2 separate regions of the Homo sapiens genome follow, and region 2 is linked to region 1. Evidence: chromatin loops called from intact Hi-C (ENCODE). Cell type or tissue: mammary epithelial cell. All regions are shown on one strand. Each heading gives the region's core, and the rest is flanking DNA. Links, peaks and the distances in the headings are about the cores only.

Region 1 (5,000 bases), core at 1-5,000:
CAGGCCAAAGACCTGTTTTAACTTGTATTTATGTAGTTTCTATCTGGCAGGAAGATTTAAGTTTTGTGTTGATTTTCTTGAGCTAGGATTTAAATTAGTATTCATAAATGGCCTTGAAGTTTTATGTTAACATTTGAAATTCTATCTCAAAAAAAATGATCCTTTGTGGAGTAGAAAAAGACTGATATAATTTTATTCAAGTTATATATTTCTACTTTATAAGTGATTCACCTTACCACATAGCCTTATGTATTCACCTATGGTACCTGGTAATGGTGAAATGTATATTTACTGTATAATTTTTACAGTTGTCCCCTAACAATGTTGAAAATAATTTTAATAGCTCATTAAAATTACTTTGAGAAATTAGCCTTCCTCAATTATGGTGTCATTGTATTATTTAGTATGCATTTGTAGAAACTGTGATTTCTGTAATGAGTTCTCTCTTGAGTTTCTATTATTGTTGTGTTTTTCTCTGTCAGCCAAGAGACTTCCCTCACCTGCCTTTTTGGTGGGTTTTTGTTTTTATTTTCACTTCATTCTCCCTAAAAAAGATAGTTAGAGGTGAAGACAGTATGTTTAGAAAAGAGCATCTAGATTCACAGACAGAATGCTTGCGTTAACATTGCAGTTTTAGTGATTTGATTTTTCTATAGCCAGTATAACTATCCTACGTAGTGTTTGGCAAGATACAAGTAATAATAACTAACTAGTTCTTCTCAGGAAAATTGTGGGGGCCTGTATTTATAAAGTTCTGAAATTTTCATTTCCAGTCTTTTTAAAAAAATTTATTTAATGTCAATGTAAAGCATATAAAATCAATAATTCCTGAAAGAATCTGCATTATTTGATATTTATGTATCTTTAAAGAATGTTGGTTTATAAGTGAGACTGTCATTTGTAGAAGGAGTCACCCAGAATTCAATATTGGATGGATTCCATCAATGGTGCATTGGATGAATTAAAGTTATGTAAGTTTAGTACATTCAGTTGATTTAATGTAATTGAAAACATATTTGCTAAGCCTAAAGTTTACATATTTACCTGGGGAATGATTAGTGAAGCTTTAATGTTAATATTTCAATATGGTTAAAATCAATGTTCTGATCTGTATTTGTGTTTTATCATTGCAGCACCTTAAATTCAAGGAAACAAATCTTGTAATGCTGCAGCAATTTAACGCACTAGCCCAACTCCGTCGTATTGACCAGTTGACAATTGATCCTCAAGGAAATCCAGTTGTCAATTTTACACTCTGGAAATACTATGTACTGTTTAGGCTAAGCCATTTCAGTATGCAGAAAATAAATGGAACAGAGGTAAGCTAAAAACTAGATGAACTATAGAATAAAAATATTCCTTCTTAGTGAAAATAGTTACTTTAAATGTTTAGGAATTTAAGTAACCATGATAGAACATTTGAGATATAATGGTTTTTTTTAAATTGACATTTAAAATGTCAAAAGGCTAAGAATCTATTTTAAAACTTCCAAAGAACTAAATAAATTGTAAAAATAAAATAGTAACCAGGTTATAGTAAATGGCAAATACTTATACTGTTGTTTGTAAGCATTCAGTGAAATAAAATGGTGGGGTGACAGTTAAAAATAAAAATAAAAAATAACTCTTTTATAAGTAATGTGATCTTTGTATTTCTCAAAGTACTTTGCAGACTGCCTGCTATGCAAGAGGGGATAAGGAAGTAAAACCTAAATGTCAACTAATAAGGGTATTGTGGTAGAGAAAGGGAAGAATAAAATGGAAAAAAAAGGGGAGGAAGAAGATGACTTACAAAAAGAAGAGATGAAAAGGAGAAATAAGCCAGGAAGAAAGATAAAATAAGAGAAAGTGAAAATAAGAGAAAAAGAAAATAAAATAAGTATAAGTAAATGTCTGGAAAGCTTTGTTAATAGCTGGTAGCAACCACTGTGCCATGACTACATTGGGTAACTCAGGTCTGGAGCTGAATAGCTGGAAAATTATTAGTGAAAAGTTATTTTTAGATTGATTCTGCTAAGCTTGTCACAAGGTAATCCCCCAGCTACTCAAAAGCCATGTTCTTTTAAAATATTAATTTGGAAGGAAAGAGAGAAGCTATGCTTCCACCTCTACTAAATTTAAACACTCCTCCAGAGGAAAAAAAAAACATCTTTAATATGTTGTTAGTCTTATTACAATATCTCTTGAAATTCAGAAGACCTCTTTATTGTAAGATTAACTGTAATCAACTTTCTGGCACAGTAACTGTGTTTCCCTGCAGCTGATACAGTACAGGTAGATACTTAACTCCAAAAATTCAGCATACTATGAGGAGACTGTACATCTCTGGATCAATGTACAAGCAGCTATATGAAATTTGCATCAACCATGGTATTTCTGTAACCTCAGAATCAGCCATCTGCTGAAGATGTTGGGTAAATCTGAATCTTCAGATGACTTTTAATTTCTCCAGCTAGTTCTCAAGAGGGTTGGCTCAGTCTTGTGTACTCATGTATACTATTTGGTACTTCCCCCGAGGTGAGGTTGTGAGTCCCTGGAAGGACCTAATAATTAGTCCTAAAGGTTTTCAAAGTTAGCCCAGACTGGAAATAGAATGGTTATTTTTACTGTGGGTGACTGAGTCTCCCTTAATTGAGGTAACACACCGTTACCTCAGTTAACCCTAAATGGTGTATTTACCCAGATATGGATTATTACTAGAATAATACCCATTATTATCAAACTTTGAATCAGGAAGGAATAGTGTAGTTATATAAAGTGGAGAAGAATTAGAAAGAATTAGAAAGAACCAATATAATTTATTCTGATTTAAATTTCTGAAAATCTCAATGCCAGGGATATTTGACACTTTATTAAAATACCTAAAATATATTCCTGTTTGTTAGGTCCTTGACCTTAGATAGTAATGTTACACTGCATTTTTACTTCTCTGTGTATAAAAAAGAATGATATTGCTTGAGGTAGAATTAAATTGAATTAATAGCATCAAGAAAACATGGAGTAGTGGCCTGCATTGGCCACTAGGTGACTATATTGGACCAAACACTACTTAGTTATTAGCTAAGGAAGAATTTGAAGTCTCCTTAACTGTGAAGATCCAGGGAAGGGAAGAGAGTTAGCCTGCACTGATTCATAGGTATGTTTGTGAATTATTGGTTTGTTTTAAAGAAAATGCCTGTGAAGAGTATTACAGATAGTGTCAGGAACAAATTTTCAAAAGATCCAAAATTTAATTATACCAGGGTTTCTAAACCTTGGCTCTGTTGACATTTTGAGCCAGATAATTCTTTGTTGTGGGGGCTGTCCTCTGCATTGTGACATGTTTAACAGCAACCCTGGTCTCTACCCACTAGATGCCCGTAATGTCCAGAAATAACTAAACATGTCTCCAGACATTGCCAGTTGTTCTGTAGGGGGCAAAATGGCTCTTGGCTGGGATCATTGAATTATATATAGACAAAAAAACAGTATTTAAAATGTAAGCAACCCTATTTTATATTAAAGAAAATATCCCCAGATAGTAATACAGGTACTGCTTTCAGCTTTTAGTACTTTCTTGGTTAATGTAAGAATGGGTCCTCATAGGGTATACTTGTGACAAGTTATTCTTTTTGGGGAGAAAGACTGATAGAATGAACAGGAGCATCCTTGCTAATTCAGTGAAAGTTCCATCTCTCAGGAAGGGACAAAATTATCCCTATAGGAGCAAGGTATGACCAACACCTTGGCTTACCTTTGACACATTATTAAAATGAATCTATCCCATTGATACTTGGGAATTTTTTCCTCTAAATCATTCTAATCCAAGAAGCTATAGGATTTCTGAAAAAAAAAAATACTAAAAATTGAAGGTACCTCAAGTGTAATTCTCAGGAAAGACAGCTTCTAAATCAGAGCTGACTCATCACCTCCAATCAGCTTCCATCATCATGAACCACAATTATACGTCTTCATTTTAACTCAAGAAAGAAAAATATCAATGAAAACTCTTCTTTCCACAGCACAGGAGAATGTGCTTTTGTGGGCTTAAAAGATAATATTTAATTTGGATCTCTCTTTGGGATTATATCAGTTTTATTCAGCTAAGAGTTGGTGTCATTTTTTTACCCCTTTCTATTGTGTCTCTTCAGGTGACACAGAATGATATGATAATGGCTGAAAGGCTCTTTGGAATCCTAGCACATGTAGCATCTTCTGAGTTACCCCAGTATCGTCTGATTTCCATTCTGGGTGATGCCAGGTAACCTTTAATTTTTGTAGTTTTTTATAGAATTACTGTTACACTAGAAAAAGAAATAAATTCCACATACCTCCTAACTATGCTAATTATGTGTTCCATAAACATGTATCCTAGACTGGCCTATTGAAAGTGTTGGGGATCTTAAGATAAATAAGATGAAGTCCTTATTCTCGTATGGCTTATAGTCTAATAAGTTAAAGATATACACATACAATTAAAACGTAATGTTTCAGGTGCTATAAGGGAGGGCTGTAGGAGGGACTAACCATATTTTGGAATAACACTGGGGAAGGCTTCACAAAGGAGAAAACATTTTATCTAGTTCTTTGGGAATGAGTAGGAGTTTTCAGGTAGAGGATATGGGGAAAAGATATCTGCAAAAGCACAAGTAATTGTAAATAGCTCAGTATAATTGGAACATGGGATGATTATGAATAAATGATAGGAAATGAAGCTAGAAAGACTGATTGTGGTCTGACTTTGAAGAGCTTTCCAATCCATGCCAAGCAAAAATGAAAACTTGTGTTTTGTAATGAAGCACAAGCAATCATATAATTGGATTTACATTGTAGAAAGGCTGCCATTTGAGCAGGCAGAGCTTGAAGTAATGAAGACCAATCAAATGGTTACTCTGTAGGCCAGGAGAGATTATGAGGGCCTGAGCCAGGGCAGCAAGATGGAGAAGAGGAAACCTGACAGAACACACTAACTGACGAGGTGGAGCATGGATGAAGAAATAGTCAAGGATGGTTGACCAGTC
Region 2 (6,065 bases), core at 639-5,638, 92 kb after region 1:
TTCTGTCTTGCTAGCAGTTTTTCTCCATAGACTCACTCTCTTCCTGGCTTTGATGAAGTAAGTTGCCATGTTGGGGAGGCTCACATGGCAAGAAACTGAGGCCTTCAATCCAACAGCCCAAAAGAAATGAAATTGTCTGAACAACTGTGCTTGCAAGCTTAGAATCAGATTTTTCCCCAGTAAAGCCTTCAAATGTGACCTCAGCCCTGGCCAACACCTTGGTTGTAGGTACATGAAAGACCCTGGGGCAGAGGACCTAGTTTAGCCATGCCTGCATTCCTGACCCACAGAAACTGAGATAATAAACATATGTTCTTTTGAGCTAAGTTTGTGATAATTTGTTACATAGAAACAGATATCTAATATTTATATCATTTATGTGTTTATACCATTTAAATTTAATGTAAGAATTGAGGGCTGGGTGCAGTGGCTCATGACTGTAATTCCAGCACTTTGGGAGGCTAAGGTAGATGGATCACTTGAGCCCAGGAGTTTGAGACCAGCCTGGGCCACATGGCAAAACCCTGTCTCTACAAAAAAATACAAAAATAGCCAGGCATGGTGGCCTGCACACCTGTGGTCTCAGCTACTCTGGAGGCTGAGGTTGGAGAATCACCGGAGCCTGGGAGGTTAAGGTTGCAGTGAGCCATGATCACACCACTGCCCTTCATCCTGGGTGACACAGTGAGACGCTGTCACACAAAAAAATAAATAAAAATAAAAAGTAAAATAAAAAATAAAATAAAATAAAATAAAATTGATATGTTTGTACTTAGATCACCATTTTATCACATATTTTATGTTTGTTTCTTCTGATTTTCATTTTCCCTTTCCTACTTTCTTCTGAAATATTTGAATATCTTTGTCTTCTATTTTAATTTTCTATTGATATTTTTACTATATCTCTGGGAAAAAAATTTTAGTAGCTGTTCTAGAGATTACAGTATATGGTCTGCTATTATATTACTATTATATTTTATAATTTCAAGAGGAGTACTCAATTCTTGCATTAAATTTAAATGGTATAAACACATAAATGATATAAATATTAGATCTTCTCACCATATAGGTACCTTTGGCATCCCCTGTTTACGTAGTCATCATAGTATTATGTATTATGATGACTACATACATTGAAAATTCCATCAGTCAATGTTACAATTTGTGCTTTCACATATTTCAAAGAACTTAAAATCTATTATATTTTTCCAGGTATCTACCATTTCAGTTGCTCTTATTTCATTACTATTGTTAAAGTTTCCCTCGATTTAATTTCCTTGTAGTCTGAAGAATTCTCCTTAGCATTTCTTATGGAACAAGTCTGGTATCAAGGAATTTTCTTACTTTATCTGAGAATGTCCTTATTTCATTGTCATTCATGAACGATATTTCCACTGGATATAAGATTCTGGATTGGTAGTTTTCTTTTCTTTTTTATTTTTTTTTTTTGAGACAGAGTCTCACTCTGTAGCCCAGACTAGAGTGCAGTGGCATGATCTCAGCTCACTGCAACCTCCATCTCCCAGGCTCAAGCGATTCTCGTGCCTCAGCCTCCTGAGTAGCTGGGACTACGGGTGCATGCCACCACGACTGGCTAATTTTTTGTATTTTCGTAGAGACGGGGTTTCACCATGTTGCCCAGGGTGGTCTTGAACTCCTGAGCTCAGGTGATCCGCCCCCTTGGCCGCCCAAAGTGCTGGGATTACAGGCATGAGCCACTGTGGAGGGCCGATAATTCTTTTCTTTCTGTATGTTAAAAATGTTATTCTACTTCCCTCCAGCTTCCATGGTTTCTGATGAGAAATGCACAGTCATTTAAATAATTGTTTCTCTACCTGAAATGAGTCATTTATCTTTGATTGCTTTCAGGATATTTTCTTTATTTTAATAGTTTTCATAAGTTTGATTATAATGTGTGGATGTCTTTGATTTTATCCTGTTTGGGATTCACTGAGTTTCTTCAATTTCCATGTTCATGTCTTTTGTGAAATGTGATGTTTTTCCACCATTATTTCTTAAAATATTTTTTTCCCATTCAACATCCTTTTTCTTTTCCTTCTAGGAGTGTAATGACACAAATATTAAACTTTTTGGTATTTTTTCCCACAGGCCCCTAAGGTTCTGCTGGGTTTCTTTTTCAATTTTCTTTCCTTTGTTGTTCAGATTAGATAATTTCTATTGATCTATCTTTAAGTTAATTTTTCATCCAGTTAATCTGAAATTTAAGTTAGTGTCCTTCTCTTTTTCTGTTCTAATATTTCCATTTGGTTTGTTTTTATATCTTCCTTTTTTTTAAATTTTGAGACAGTTTTGCTTTTGTTGCCCAGGCTGGAGTACAATGGTGTGATCTTGGCTCACTGCAACCTCCACCTCCCGGATTTAAGAGATTCTTCTGCCTCAGCCTCCTGAATAGCTGGGATTACAGATGCCTGCCACCATGCCCAGCTAATTTTTTGTATTTTTAGTGGAAACAGGGTTTCACTATGTTGCCAAGGCTGATCTCGAACTCCTGATCTCAGGTGATCCACTTGCCTTGGCCTCCCAAAGTGCTGGGATTACAGGTGTGAGCCACTCCACTAGGCCTGTTTTTATATCTTCTTTTTTCCCCCCTGAGAATTTCGGTATTTCCATTTGTTTCAGGAGCACTTTCCCTTACTTTATGGAACATGGTTATAATTGCTGCTTTAAAAAATGTTTGGTAATTCTAACATCTGTATCTTCTCAGGGTTAGTGTCTGTTGATTGTCTCGTTCCTTGTCAGTTGAGACTTTCATGGTTCTTCATATGCTGAGTAATTTGGGATTATATCCTAGACATTTTGAATATTACAGGACCCCAGGTCTGACTTAAATCCTAAAAAGAAGGCTTTTTTTTTTTTTTGAAGCAGGAAATGAAACAGATTATATTATTTTTGCGAGTCCAAACCTGCCTCTTGGGCTGTGGTTTCAATATCATTTCTGATTTCAGAGTGCAGTGCTATTCAGATCAGTCCTGTGTGTGTGCCACCCAGTGGCCAATCATGGGCCTGGACTGGGGTCTACCTTGCAGTTTCAGTTCTCCAAACATGTGGTATGGTGTTTAGGATCAGATCCATACATGTGTAGCCTGGAGGTGAGCCCAGGAGCTAAAACATAAGTTTGTGGGATTTCTGACTTAAGCTCCCTACTCTCCGTGATCTCCCCAACACCCTCTGGCTCCTTGGGGCCTCCCTTTTCAGCCCTCCAGTGAGCAAGCTTGGGCTTCAGTTTCTCTGCTCTGCCACACTTACCATGACTGTTTCTGTGTTTGGAGTCAAGTGGCAGGAGGAGAAAGGTGAAAAAAAAAGGAAGAAAGATTTGCCACACACTCTTGTGAACACTGCTCCTCCAGTCAAACAGAATAATTCCCCTCTCTTGGAATCTTAGATGACTGCCTAGCTCCACTCCCACCCCCTCAGCCTCTGCCACCACCACTGCTGCTACAATATTGCCTGTGGGCTGAGGCTGGAAAGAAGGAAAAAAAAAAACACCAGGAGTTCCCCTGCACCCCACTCTCTCTCTGACTCTTCAGAATCTCCTTTCTTGTGTTTTAGAGAGGACTTCTCTTGCAGCTCTTTCTGTCTTCCTCTGGTGCACACTTCCAGCTTTATGGCTGCCTTTTAGTCTAGGCTGGCTGATACTGGGAGGGAAAAAAATTCACTACTGATTTAGTGGGACTTTGAATTCTGGTCTTCTTCCCAAAGCCACCTGCTATGATTTATGTTTCAGAACTCTCAGATAGCTCCTCCATCCATTCTGTCCAGGATTTATAGTTACATTTAGTGTGTCCTTACTTATTCCATCTTTTCTGGAATAAGGCTCTCTTTTTGCTTTTTAAATCATCAATCATTTGCTATGTGGGAAATGATATCTTTGTTTATATGTATGGCATTTATTGTCTCCCCCACCCCCGGCCCCTGCAAAGTTTCATAAAAAACAAAACTTATTGACCAGCAATAACTCTTTATTATATGGCCGGAAAGAATTAGGCAATCCATCTGGAGAAAACAGACTGTTTCTCTTCGCTCACACAATACTTCTGACAGCAAATGTGTGGGGCTTTTTCTCCATCCCAAGAAGTTCTCCAATTCTGCTCCCATCAGCTGCATGCCCTACGATTTAATTCGATTTTGACACTGTCTACCTGGAGCTAAGCATCAGATCCCACAGGGTTAGTTCTCAGTCTCACAAGATTGCCCTGTTAATGGAAAAACCAAACTCTGAAAATATTTTAAAGAGGTTTCTTCTGAGCCAATATGAGTGACCATGGCCTAGAGAACACAGTCTCAATAGGTCCTGAGAAAGTGTGTCTGTGGCAGTCAGATTACAGTTTGGTTGTATAAATTTTAGGGAGGCAGGAGTTATAGGCAAAGACATAAATTCACACATGGAAGGTATACACTGGTTCGGCCCGAAAAGGTGTGATATCTTGAAGTGGGAGTTTACAGGTTATAGGCGGATTCAGAGATTCTTTAATTTGCAATTGGTTAAAGGAGTAGAGCTTTGTGTAAAAATTTGGAGTCAACAGAAAAGAAAGTTTTAAGTTAAGATAAGGAAGTATGTGAACCAATATTCGAGGTCAGAGTGACCCGTAGGGCTGAGTGACTTAGCCCTTGTCCGGCACGGCCTTATGTCCTCTTTATAATTTGATATCTTATTGTCACAAGGAGTCTGTTTTGTTAGTCTTATGGTCTGTATTTTAATATTAATGGTGGTCAGTTGTGCCTAAACTCCAAAAGGGTGGGGATATATCACCTCCCTTTGTGTCATGCTGGGAATTCCATTTTTAAGGATTTTCTAGGGTCCCCTTAGCCAAGAGGGGGTCTGTTCAGCTGTTGAGGGGCTTAGGATTTTATTTTTAGTTTTCAGCCTCTACTTCAGATGTCAATCACCAGGCCAGGTCTCTAGTACTTTTGACCAACCAGCTGCAAATTGGGGTTTCCCCTACCCACCTTCTCAGCAATACTTTGCTGGGATAGCTCACAGAACTCAGGCCATTTACTCGTTTATTATAAAGGATACAGATGAAGACTTAGGTGAGGTCTAGAAGGGTCCAAAGCATAGGAGCTTTTGTCCCTGTAGAATTGGGGTACCCCTCTCTCCCAGAGTTTTCATAGAATTTAATTTCCTCCCATCCCATTCCTGGAGGTCAGTGGGTAGGGCTGAAAGTTTCAACCTTCTAATCCCTTAGTTTTTCTGGTGTTGAGTCCCATCCTGAGGCTATCTGGGGTCCTACCCTAAATTACCTCATTAGCATAAACTCAGGTGTGCTCCAAAGAGGCTCCTTAAGAATAAGAAAGGACACCTCATGACTGAGGAAATTCCAAGGGTTTTAGATTCTCTGTGCCAGGACCACGGACAAAGACCAAATATACTTCTTATCACACTACACTATCCTATTTTCTTTTCCTCTACATTTCATCCTATTTTCTGAGTCCACAATTAGAGGCATTCCACCCAAAGACGAATTCTCAAAGGAACAAATTCACACCAAGATTGAACCACAACCTCACCTGGCCTGCACAATGCCTTCAATTGTTTTTCTGGCTTGCATTTTCCCCTCTTATATTAATAGAGAAAAAAAGAGCATTCCAGGGCCATGAGCCCTCTTGAGATGTTGAGCTTGAATGATTGGGAAGATGATAGCTCCTCATCCAGATATGGAGTATGGAATAGGAAAGAGGGTTTGGGGGGTGGGACAGGAAGTGATATGTTCTATCCATAACACATTGCACTTGAAGCACCTGCCAAAATATCCGGGAAATGGGAGCCTGGAGGTGAGGGTCAAAGGCCAGACTTAGGTGGCATAAAGAATGACTTGGAATAAATTATTGTGGAAGGTCTACAGGAGAAAATTATTATGGGAGGACAGGGTGTGTATCATGGTGAGAGAAGAGGGCCAGGGATCTCGTGCACAGTGTGCTTAACCTTCAAATTGCAAGGACTTCCCACTGTGACGCAGGCCTCAGTTCTACACAGCTGCTCTTCAAGACCACTCCCACTACTGTGCCTCCCCACCATTCCTGAGTATTCTCCACTCCCAGAGCCT

What was found. A loop is a pair of places that touch in the nucleus more often than their neighbours do. Peaks named below come from ENCODE experiments on the same cell type or tissue, not always from the same donor. Only the 100,000 strongest peaks of a DNase experiment are listed, where the experiment ranks them.
Region 2: it touches region 1 in a loop (11-fold over the local background); 35 of 110 quality-filtered maps call a loop at or near these places.

Annotation. Positions count from the first base shown.
Region 1 is chr15:71,008,674-71,013,673 of GRCh38, forward strand. LRRC49 (leucine rich repeat containing 49) reads left to right here. Exons shown (of 16, transcript NM_017691.5): 13 at 1,134-1,319; 14 at 4,131-4,240. Among named protein-coding and RNA genes, the nearest start is that of THSD4, 100 kb to the right of the region's middle. In mammary epithelial cell, for the core only: a CTCF peak has its summit at 3,018 (motif pointing right); a DNase peak (open chromatin) is centred at 3,058; H3K27ac peaks cover 1,288 bases.
Region 2 is chr15:71,100,283-71,106,347 of GRCh38, forward strand. It overlaps a transcript of THSD4 not described here. Among named protein-coding and RNA genes, the nearest start is that of THSD4, 12 kb to the right of the region's middle. RefSeq lists enhancers at 2,852-2,921, 3,092-3,141, 3,282-3,391. In mammary epithelial cell, for the core only: a CTCF peak has its summit at 3,034 (motif pointing left); a DNase peak (open chromatin) is centred at 2,959; H3K27ac peaks cover 1,437 bases.